Regions from separate parts of the Homo sapiens genome. Here region 1 is linked to region 2. The links are chromatin loops, found by intact Hi-C in ENCODE. Cell type or tissue: right lobe of liver. All regions are shown on one strand.

Region 1 (5,000 bases), 64 kb before region 2:
AAAATTGGAGGAAGAGTTGGAGTGTTTTGAAAGAGACCTGGAACAGGAAGGGAGCTGACATGAGAAGTTCCACTGCATTGCTTCAGAGATGATTTTTATCTTTTTTGTGTTGCCGGTGCTCAGTGGCTTAAATCTTCAGTACAACAAGGTGAGATAAACAAGTAAATAAGATTCTGGAAGTACTGACATGGTAGCTAGCTTGTGAGGCAGTGTAGTATGGTGACTAAGTGTACAGGCTCCGGAGTCCCACTAACCCGCATTCAGAACCTAGCTCTACTGCTCATCACCTGTGTGACCTTGAGCCAATTATTTAACCTCTCTGGGCTTCAGTTTCCCTATCTGTAAGATGGTAATGATGTTGGTACTTACCACACTGGTTGTTGTGACAATCAGATGAGATAATGCGTTAGTGCCTGTAGACAATGCTCAATAGTTATTAGCCAGTTATTAGCCTCTGCTCTTGTTATCAATGTAGGATGATTGAGAGGCTGTTTCCCTAGTCAGTTGGCTGGCTCCTGACTCAGGGATAGAGCAACATCATATTACTTACGGAATTACATGATTTTTATCTTTTAGAGACAGAGTCTTGCTCTGTCACCCAGGCTGGAGTGGGGTGGCATGATCTCGGCTCACTGCAACCTCTGCCTCCCGGGTTCAAGGGATTCCCCTGCCTCAGCCTCCCAAGTAGCTGGGATTACAGACCAGCGCTGCTACACCTGGCTAATTTTTGTATTTTTAGTAGAGATATGGTTTCACCATGTTGGCCAGTGTATTTTTAGTAGAGATATGGTTTCACCATGTTGGCCAGGCTGGTCTCAAACTCCTGACCTTAGGTGATCTGCATGCCTCGGCCTTCCAAAGTGCTGGGATTACCGGTGTGAACCACCATGCCTGGCCAGAATTACATAATTTTTATGCTTGCTTTTCTATTTCTATTTTAGCTATGAGAACTCACTTTAGTCTTTTTTAGAGAACAGCAGTTACACTGAAGGAGGACATTTCTTTTAAATGGAAAAGAGTATTTTTTAAGTTATATTTTGTGTTTTGTTATAAATCTAAGGTTGGTTAGTTTTATTGGTTAAAAAAGTTTGCTAAGTGATGAGGGTCATGGATTCTTATTCACTGCACACATTTATTGAGATGTCCCTGCCACCTTCTAGCACCTTCCCCTGCTTCCTTTGCAGTCTCCAACCACACTGGCTGTCAGCCCTGGTCCACCACAGGGCCTTTGCACAGGCTGTCCCCAGGACCTGGAGCACTTTTGCCACTTCCCCTTCTCACCACTTTCAGACTCATTCGAGCCTCACTTTCCCCGGCTAGCCTTCCTGGTCCATCTGTGCTACTGCTGCTCTTTTCTTCTTATTTTTTTGAGACCAGGTCTCACTCTATCACCCAGGTTGGAGTACAGTGGTACAATCATGGCTCACTGCAGCCTCAACCTCCTGGGCTCAAGTGATTCTCCCACCTTAGTCTCCTGAGTAGCTGGGACCACAGACATGCACCACCATGCTTATTGTTTTTTTTTTTTTAATTTTTGTAGAGATGAGGTCCCGATATGTTGCCTAGGCTGTCTCAAACTCCTGGGCTGAAGCCGTCCACCCGCCTGGGCCTTCCAGTGTATTGGGATTACAGGTGTGAACCATGGTGTCCAGCCCCTCTGTGCTTCTGTAGGACTCTGATTCTTTCCCTTCTACAGCATAGAGATATTGCTAACTGTACACTCATTTGGGTACAATTTGATTGAAGTTTGGCTCATCATTAGATGGAAAGCCCATGAGGGTAGGAACCATGTCTTTTTTTGTTTACCATCATATACTGAGCAGCTGAGAGCAACTTGGTGCATGATCGACACTGGATAAATATGTGTTGATGAGTGAATGGATATCATTTTGATGTAAAGAGTGTTAGGTACAGTGAAGGCTGCAGCGATAAAGCCTGCTCAATCTCTTCCCCTAAGGAGCATCTGGTATCATAGAGAACACAATTAAATAGTGCCATAGGAGGAGTACATGAGTGAAGCCACAATTCACAGGAGGATAGTCACTCTCCATTAGTGGAGAAGCAAAGGCATCTTGTAGGAGATGCCATGTGCGCCCTGGGCCTTGGAGAAAGAGGAGTTGAGTCAGAAGAAATAGGAAGAAGAGACACATGAGATGGAAAGAACTGTGTGAGCAAAGGCTTGTGAAGTGCAGTGTGGCTTCAGGGAATGGGAGTCACATGGTTTGGCTGGAGCCCAGCTGCCTTGCAGGGAAGCAGTGGGTGGTAAGTTGGAATGTATGTCACAGCCACATTGTGGCAGGCCTTCAGTGCCAGGCAAGTCATTTGGGGTTGGTTCGGAGGAAAAGATAGGGGGAAGGTGTGATCAGTCCTTGAGCAGAGGGTTAGTGTGATCAGCACTGTGCTCAAGAAGATAGTGTCCAGTGTGGTTTGCATGGAGTGTGGAGGCAGGAGCAGCGGGAGGGGGAGCAGGTAGGAGACAGAGTGTGGGAAGAAGAGGGCTTACGGAGAAACCTACAAGTGGGCTGTGTAGTGAGGAGAGAGAGCACGTGGATGGGGCTTGATCACTGACTAGATGCAGGAGCCAGGGCAGAGGGAGGGGACAGAGAGGGTGATGGGATTTTGCATCTTGGGCTTCTGAGACTTTAATGATTCTTTTAAATTAAGGAACTGGAAAACACTCAGCATGGTCCTGGAAGTGTGGGAAGTTCAGTAAATGTTAGTTCTCTCCCCAGTGCCAGAAATCAGGAACTCAGGCAGAGAAGCAGATGGGAGGGGAGGGGGAAGGTGGAGGTGCTGGCACTGTATTCAGGTGATGAGACCCAGCAGCTGGCTGGAAAGAGCAGGAGCAGAGTTGGCAAGGGACAGTGGCGAGTGCCACCTTCACAGAGTCATTGTTGAAAACAAGGGAGAGAGAAGAGGCTTGGGTAGAACCAGGGAACCATTCCCCTTTCAGGGTAAGAGGAGGAAAAGTGAGAGGCAAGTGCAGAACAGTCAGAGATAAAGGGGAAAGGCACTGAGAGGATGGTGCCTTGCAGTCCCGGGTTCATAAGACAGGTCTTCCTGCTGTAGAGGTGAAGGATAAGAGGGCTGTTGGTGGCCTGTGGGTGGGATTGGGTCTGGGGTCGGGCCTCGATTTCAGCCTGCCATCTTTGTTACTCACGTTCCCTGACCACAGACCTAATCCCCATCCCTGGGTGGCCATGTAGTAAGTGCCCACCTCTCATGAGGTGGTGTGGACACATCAGCTCAACTTCAGTGCTGGCCTCAGTGACTTGCCAGGAGCAGTCATTACATCTGTGCTCGCCAAATTGCACTGTTTGCCCCTGCTGCAGTGATGGTGGAGAGTGGTTGTATCAGCATTATTTTTATAGGACCAGCCATACTAATGTTGAAAAGCTCAGGAGACTTACTTAAAATTCCTGGACAGAACCTGAAATCTACTTGGAGTTTGGGGAATCAGAGTTTTAGTTGTGATTCATTTGTGAACTTTGACAGCTTTGTTGTCTTCTCTGAGCTTTAGGTTTTGGAAATGAGATATGAGTTATAGGGTGTCAGAACAGGTTCTGGGCTTGTATTTAAGGTTCTGCTTTCTCTTTCTTAGCATGTCATCCAGTCCTAACACCAGGAATGTAGTTTCTGTTCCAGTATTTGTTAGGAGTTGGGACAGCTTGGGTATTGGCAGGCTTCCTTGGTTCTGCCTGGCCTGGAAGTGTATCTTTCCTTCCACCGTGCCATGTGGGACCACAAAGGAGAATGCCATGTACCAATTATTGTAAAAAAAAAAAAAAAGTCACTCTGGTTTAACCCTCTGTGATCTGGGACCAAGCCAGGCTCCACTGGGCCTTGTTCTGGCCAGCCAAGCCATGCCCCGGTCAGGTGGCACAGCCTCTCCCCCAGCCTCTTACCTCTGCACACCCTTGTTTCTTGGTGCTGTGCCCATAGGTGTGGCATTGCTGGCTGGGGTCAGGGACTGACGGCACAGGAGACAGGGCTGCTGGAGGGAGGACCTTTTGGTGGCTGCACCGTCTGCTGTCACTCTGACAGTAGGTCTACTTGGGGTCTCTGTCCTGTCCTTTAATATCATTTAAAAAAGCAAGGTAGTGAGATGGCTCAGACTCTGGAGTTTGGATCCTTTATTTATTAGCTATATCACCTTGGAGATCACTTAATATTTCTGAGTCTTCATTTCCTCATGTATAAAATGAGGAAAATGACATTACCACCTTCATGGGGCTCTCAAGAAAAACAAAATGAGGTAACAATTGTAAAGAGCCCGATTCACATGCTAACATACACAGTAACTGTAAGCTGTGTTTGTCGTCATTGTTTCCCCACTATCAGCAGGAGGGAAGAGCTCCAGGTACCCTCCTGTTTGCTCCTTCTTGTGGCACCTCTCACCTGGAGTAATGTGGAGGGGACCCACATTAGAATGCCCCTTCCCTGACCCTATGATAAGGTTCAAGCCCTACCCTCTTTTGGGGTATATCTGGGAAGGGTGCTCACCCAGCTTCTAGCCTTCCTTCAACTCCACCTGGACATTGGAGCCAGAGCTGTGCAGCACAGTGAGTCTTAGGGGTGATTTGGTTGCAAGGAGAAACTGCCTGCTCAGACCAGCTAAAGAGAAGTTTATTGCTAGGTTACTGGGATGTCCCTGTGCCTACTTTTTCTCTAGGGCAGCTGGTGTCTCCTCTTACTTGCCTCTATGGACTGGTTTTCTGCCTCAGGAGGTCACCCTAGTCCAAGTCGAAAACATTCCTCAGTTTGCTTGTCTAACGTCAATTAACAAGTTCCTCTGTGCCCTAATTACAAATTCCCCTGAAGAAAAGCAGATTGGCCCCAGTAGGTCAGAGGTCAACCATGGTCCTTGCAGTGGGGAGTCTGGGCTGTGGGTGGGTGGGCATGTTTCATCTCACTGATGGGGTAGACAGGTCACAAAAAGGACACCTGGACAAGTCAGTCACACCCACAGGTGACATAATTTTCTGGCCTTCTGGCAGGAG
Region 2 (5,000 bases):
TGATGTGTATGTGTGTGTGTGTGCACGCATGTGTGTGTGTGTGTATAAATGTGTAGTGTGTAGTGGTGAACCAGAACACACTTGGTAGGGGAGGGAAGTTGAGTTATGTTGGTAGTCAGGGAAGGCCTCCCTAAAGAGGTGACCTTTAAGCTGAAATCTTAATTACATGAAGGAGCTGTCCCTGTAAGGGTTTGGGAACACAGTGTCTGAAAGAATAGCCAAATGCTACGGCCCTGAGGTGGGACGAGTTTGGTGCGTTTGAGGTGCATTGGAGTGCCAGTAGGTTGGAATGCAGGACCTGAGGGGTGAGCCCTGTGAGATGAAGTTGAGAGGCAGCCAGTAGTCAGGAGGCACAGGTGTCCTGGCTCTAGTCCAGTCCTGTCTTGGTAGAGCAACACAAAATCAAGCTTGGAAGGTTTTTATGCCATCAGATGTCCAGAGGTGTTTCTTTGTTTATTTGTTTTTAACCTAGACTCAGTGTTGATCTACTTTACCCATAACTTGGGTAAATGAATATTTGCAAGAAAATGTCACCGAAGCTTGTAACTTAGACCCCACTCTTTTACCAGTTCCCCTCTGCCCCTTCAGAGGATCGCTTACAGTTTTAGAGTTCCTCATTTTTACTTTTAAATAATCAGTATTAATCATGCATGGGAGGAAGATTATCATGTTTTGAAATGATGACAGTTTTGATTTGACATGCTATTAGTTCGAAGGTTGTAAACAGTTGACATGTACAACACTGCCTCCCCAAATTTTATTTTAAGACATGGGGAGGCATCTCATGCTGGAGCTGCTGTAATTCTTTACTGATACTGCTTTTGTGTCTTCTTTCCCTTACTCTGTTGTTCTTCACCAGATTGAGAATGCCAGCGAGGTGCTCATCACTCCCTTGGAGAAGTTTCGAAAGGAACAGATCGGGGCTGCCAAGGTGAGAATTTTGCAAGCTTTGGTCTGGATTTTAGGGTGAGAGGTCTGGAAAACATAGCACCTTTCTTTAAAACAAAGTCTTCAGAAATGTCTTCAGAAAATCGAAGCCCACCTTCTTCAGAAAATCTTAGGCAGAAAACTCTATAGAGCCCAACTCATCGGTTCTTTACGGGTGACTGAAGTACGACCATCTGAGCCGTCAACCCCGGAGGGGCCATTCTGGTATTTTGTTACCTCATTGTTCTGTGCTTGTTCATAAATCATCCAAAGGTAGAAACCACACCTCATTTGTGTTATTATAATAGATAGCTGTGTGCTTAGACAATTGTCTTTATTGAACAATACATTTGTTTTCGTGGAATTGTATTTTGTGGAGGTCCAGGACTTGCAGCCTAAGCAGGGGTTACAAATTTGTGCCCTGTGGGTACAGGGACTTTCTTTAAAAGGAGGCAGCTGGTACTTAGGTTTAGCTGATTTTTGTTGGGTCTGGAAATGGGCCCTCTCTTGCTGATTCTTTAAATGTTTCAAGACAAACTGAAAAGCCAGTTTTATGTGAAATTTCTTGTTGGCAAATAATTTTAAAATATATATTACCCATTGTGCAGGTCAAAAAATGACATCTGCAGGCCTGCTTCAACCTGGAGATCACCGTTTGTTATCACTGACCTGGAGGGACTGTAGCCTAAGCTTGACTAATTCTAATGTGTTCTTGAGAGACTGCAAAGGGAATCCTGTTCCTTTTTAAAAGGTGGATTCTCCAGGGCTCCTTTGCCCTGTAATAAATCACTAGGAGGGCTGGGCGCAGTGGCTCATGCCTGTAATCCCAGCACTTTGGGAGGCCTAGGTGGGCAGATCACGAGGTCAGGAGTTCGAGACCAGGCTGGCCAATATGGCGAAACCCCGTCTCTACTAAAATAGAAAAATTAGCTGGGCATGGTGGTGGGTGCCTGTAGTTCCCAGCTACTCGGGAGGCTGAGGCAGGAGAATCGCTTGAACCCAGGAGGTGGAGGTTGCAGTGAGCCGAGATCGCGCCACTGACTGCAGCCTGGGCAACAGAGCAAGACTCCATGTCCAAAAAAAAAAAAATCACTAGGAAACTCTAGCTGGTTTGACCTTCGGTAGAGTGTTAGAGGCTACCTGCAGAGAAGATGTTTTCATTGGAATCAATGAAAGCAAAAAGATTTCCAACGTTTTCTTCCTGTTTTTCTGGAACTGTGAGTCAATTCAGCTGCGGTCTCTTACGCCACCTGCAGGGGCTTTTGGGCAACACCACCCTCTTACTTTGTGTGGATTTTGCTTAGTTGCAAAATGAGGTATTCCTCACCCCTACAACACACACACCCCTGAGTGCATCTGCTTTCTGGAAATAGATATGATTAGGGCCTGCAAAAGATGATGTTTAGTCAGGGTCTTTCAGAGGGATGGTTGATTACAGTTTGAAAGAGGGACTGTGGCAAAGACTTTCTCCCAGTTTTAGAGTATTTTCTACTAATTTTAGTTTACACATTTATGAGGAAGTGGGAGCTCACTGGTGCTGTATCAGAGATTAAGGAATGTATAATTTACACAAAGTCTTATTCCACTAAGAATTCATACAGACTGTGAACCAGTCCAGTGATGGCAGTTAATAAGCCGTGAGCGAATGCTCCCTCAGTTCCTGGCAGTGCAGGCCCTGCCCGCAGGGCTCCTCTTGGTGGCCTTGGGGCCTGTGCCTCCCCACTCTTGAACATGCTTGGCAGTGGCTTCCGGGGGTTATGCAGAGCTTGGAGACTGAGGCAGAGCAGAGCTGTTTGTTGAGTCATCTTTTCAGTAGTTACTTCTCCTTCTGAGCACAGATGCCTCTCTCTCTGGCCTCTTCTCTCACTGGCTTGAGGGTTACCATGGTTACCAAGGAGGTGAGGCAAGAGTCTGAGTGAGCTCCCTTTGGGCTTGATACCAGTGATCTTAATGATAGGAGGAGCTACTGTCCCCCGGGGCGGCGGCTGGGGGGTGGTATAGATGGTGACATACTAGAATAAAAGAATTTAAGTAGTCACTCACCAAAGCATGTTTCCCCTCATGCATATTCTATTCTCCTATTCATTAAACCATGAATAATTATTGATTATTAAATAACTTTTGGATGATCACTAAAGAAGAATTGTGATGACATTTGGGTGATGTCTCATCCTTCCCCATTTGTCATTTTTTCCTCCTGGCATGTCCTCCTTTGCATCACTCCACACACACATACATTTATATCATAACATTATGTAAATTTAAGAGACAACAAACAAGCAAACAACAGATCCACTTCTAGGCGACCCAGGGAGCAGTCTCAAGAACATCTCAGAGCCAGCAAGTGCTCTTCAGCTGGTTTGGGTATTGGCCAAGTGGAGGTTCTGAACTCTGTCTGTGCCATGCTAAAATTACTTTTTCCTCCTCCTCCACTCTCTGGTGCTGCTTCGGTTGCCATAACAGCCTGTTGGAGAGTGCACCATGTGAAGGCTGCCAGGGAGGAAGATTCTTGGGCATTCTTATGCTAATGTGCTACTCTGGAGTAGGGCACGACCCCTGGTGCTTGACATAACCATGGCCCTAAGTTTCTATTTCCAAGTTTGAGGAAATTATTTTTTCCTGTATTAGAGGTACATTTGGAATGCTGGACTCTAGAATAAGTATAACAGACATAAGAGAGTAGCGTAGAGAGTGGGTCTACAGCTAGACTGTCTGAATCCAAATCTCACTTCTGCCATTTGCATGTAGACTTGGGGAGGTTACTAAACCTCTTCATGCCTGTTTCCTGATCTCTAAAATGGGGGTAATAATAAAACTTGCCTCGTAGAGTTATTATGAAGAAGAAGTGAGTGAACTCCTATCAAATGCTTAAAACGGTGTCTGTCGTATAGCTACCTGAACATGAGAACAAGGTTGGTCATGTAGTCATTCAATGTTAGTGATTATATTAGATACACACAGTTCATTTGTTTAAAAAATATGTGAGAGCCTGCTCTGTGCCAGCACTGTTCTGTGCCCTGATATTTGGTGGAGAACAAGGCAGGCGTGGTTGCTGTGCTCATGAAGTAGCTGGGGTGAAAGACATCAGACAAAAAGATACAAATAAATGTCTAATTTCCAATTGTAGTAGGTTCTTGGGACGGTTACCTTCATGGCACACAGGACATGGAAAGCAGGTGTGTTCTTGATAAGAAGGAGGCAGGTTTAGGTGATGAGCTCACCACTGTCACCACCATTGCTGACATTTATTGAGCACTTTCCATGTGGTAGGCACCCTGCCAAGCACTGTATGTGGTTTATTTCATTTAACCCTAGAAATCCTTTGAGGAGGGGGTGTTCTTATTTTTATTTTGTTATATGGTCCTTGAGCTGAAAGAAGAAACCCGAGCAATTATCTAATCATCCTCAATTTATAGTTGAGGAAATTGAGTCCTGGAGAGGGATGGTGATTTGTTTCTAGCCAGTCCATATTGAGTTGGGAATAAATTTTAGGATTCTAACTCAATCCTTGACTTAACTACCCCACAGTAGACTCTCTGGAAGGTGAAAACCATCTTGTGTCCTGAGTAATGGACACACTCTCCCATCTTAAGAACATTATCTAAGCTGTAGTACTTTTTTGCTGCAGAGGTCTTATTGCTGTTTTCTCAGGACAGAAACGGCTTCCCTTTCTCCTTATTTTTTTCTCTAACTTTGGGTGTCCTCTTAAACATGGAATGTGGAGGCACAAGTTGCCAGAATGTCCCAGAATGCCAGTGACTCATGTTCCCTGGCCTTTTCTCACCTCTGGCCAGCTGGACTGTCTGGGACCAGGATTCTCCTTTTGGAGTTGCTGATAAGGCTGGTGGGAGCGGATACATGTGAGCAGCATTTGGAGTTGGAGCCCCAGTTCAAAGTTGCTGGTTTCACTAATGGAAAAGAATTGCTTGAGTCAAGTCTCTTGCCTGTACCCTCCTCAAATTTGAAGGAGTAATGTGTCCTCAGGCTTTTTCTTCATTTGCTGCTAAATGTTTAATTGTTCTTGTATGTGAACAGTCTTTTAAGCAAAACTCAGATTCATGGAAATGAGTATG

Evidence for each region. Hi-C counts contacts between places; a loop is a spot of excess contacts. Peaks named below come from ENCODE experiments on the same cell type or tissue, not always from the same donor. Only the 100,000 strongest peaks of a DNase experiment are listed, where the experiment ranks them.
Region 1: it touches region 2 in a loop (2.5-fold over the local background); 25 of 110 quality-filtered maps call a loop at or near these places.

The regions. Positions count from the first base shown.
Region 1 is chr5:142,814,444-142,819,443 of GRCh38, forward strand. The region is part of intron 1 of ARHGAP26 (Rho GTPase activating protein 26); the gene reads left to right. Among named protein-coding and RNA genes, the nearest start is that of ARHGAP26, 47 kb to the left of the region's middle. In right lobe of liver, no CTCF peak of the experiment used is centred here; DNase peaks (open chromatin) are centred at 2,228 and 3,828; H3K27ac peaks cover 4,042 bases.
Region 2 is chr5:142,878,515-142,883,514 of GRCh38, forward strand. It overlaps ARHGAP26 (Rho GTPase activating protein 26), which reads left to right. Exons shown (of 23, transcript NM_001135608.3): 4 at 860-931. Among named protein-coding and RNA genes, the nearest start is that of ARHGAP26-AS1, 12 kb to the left of the region's middle. In right lobe of liver, a CTCF peak has its summit at 2,179; DNase peaks (open chromatin) are centred at 2,177, 2,816 and 4,717; H3K27ac peaks cover 1,594 bases.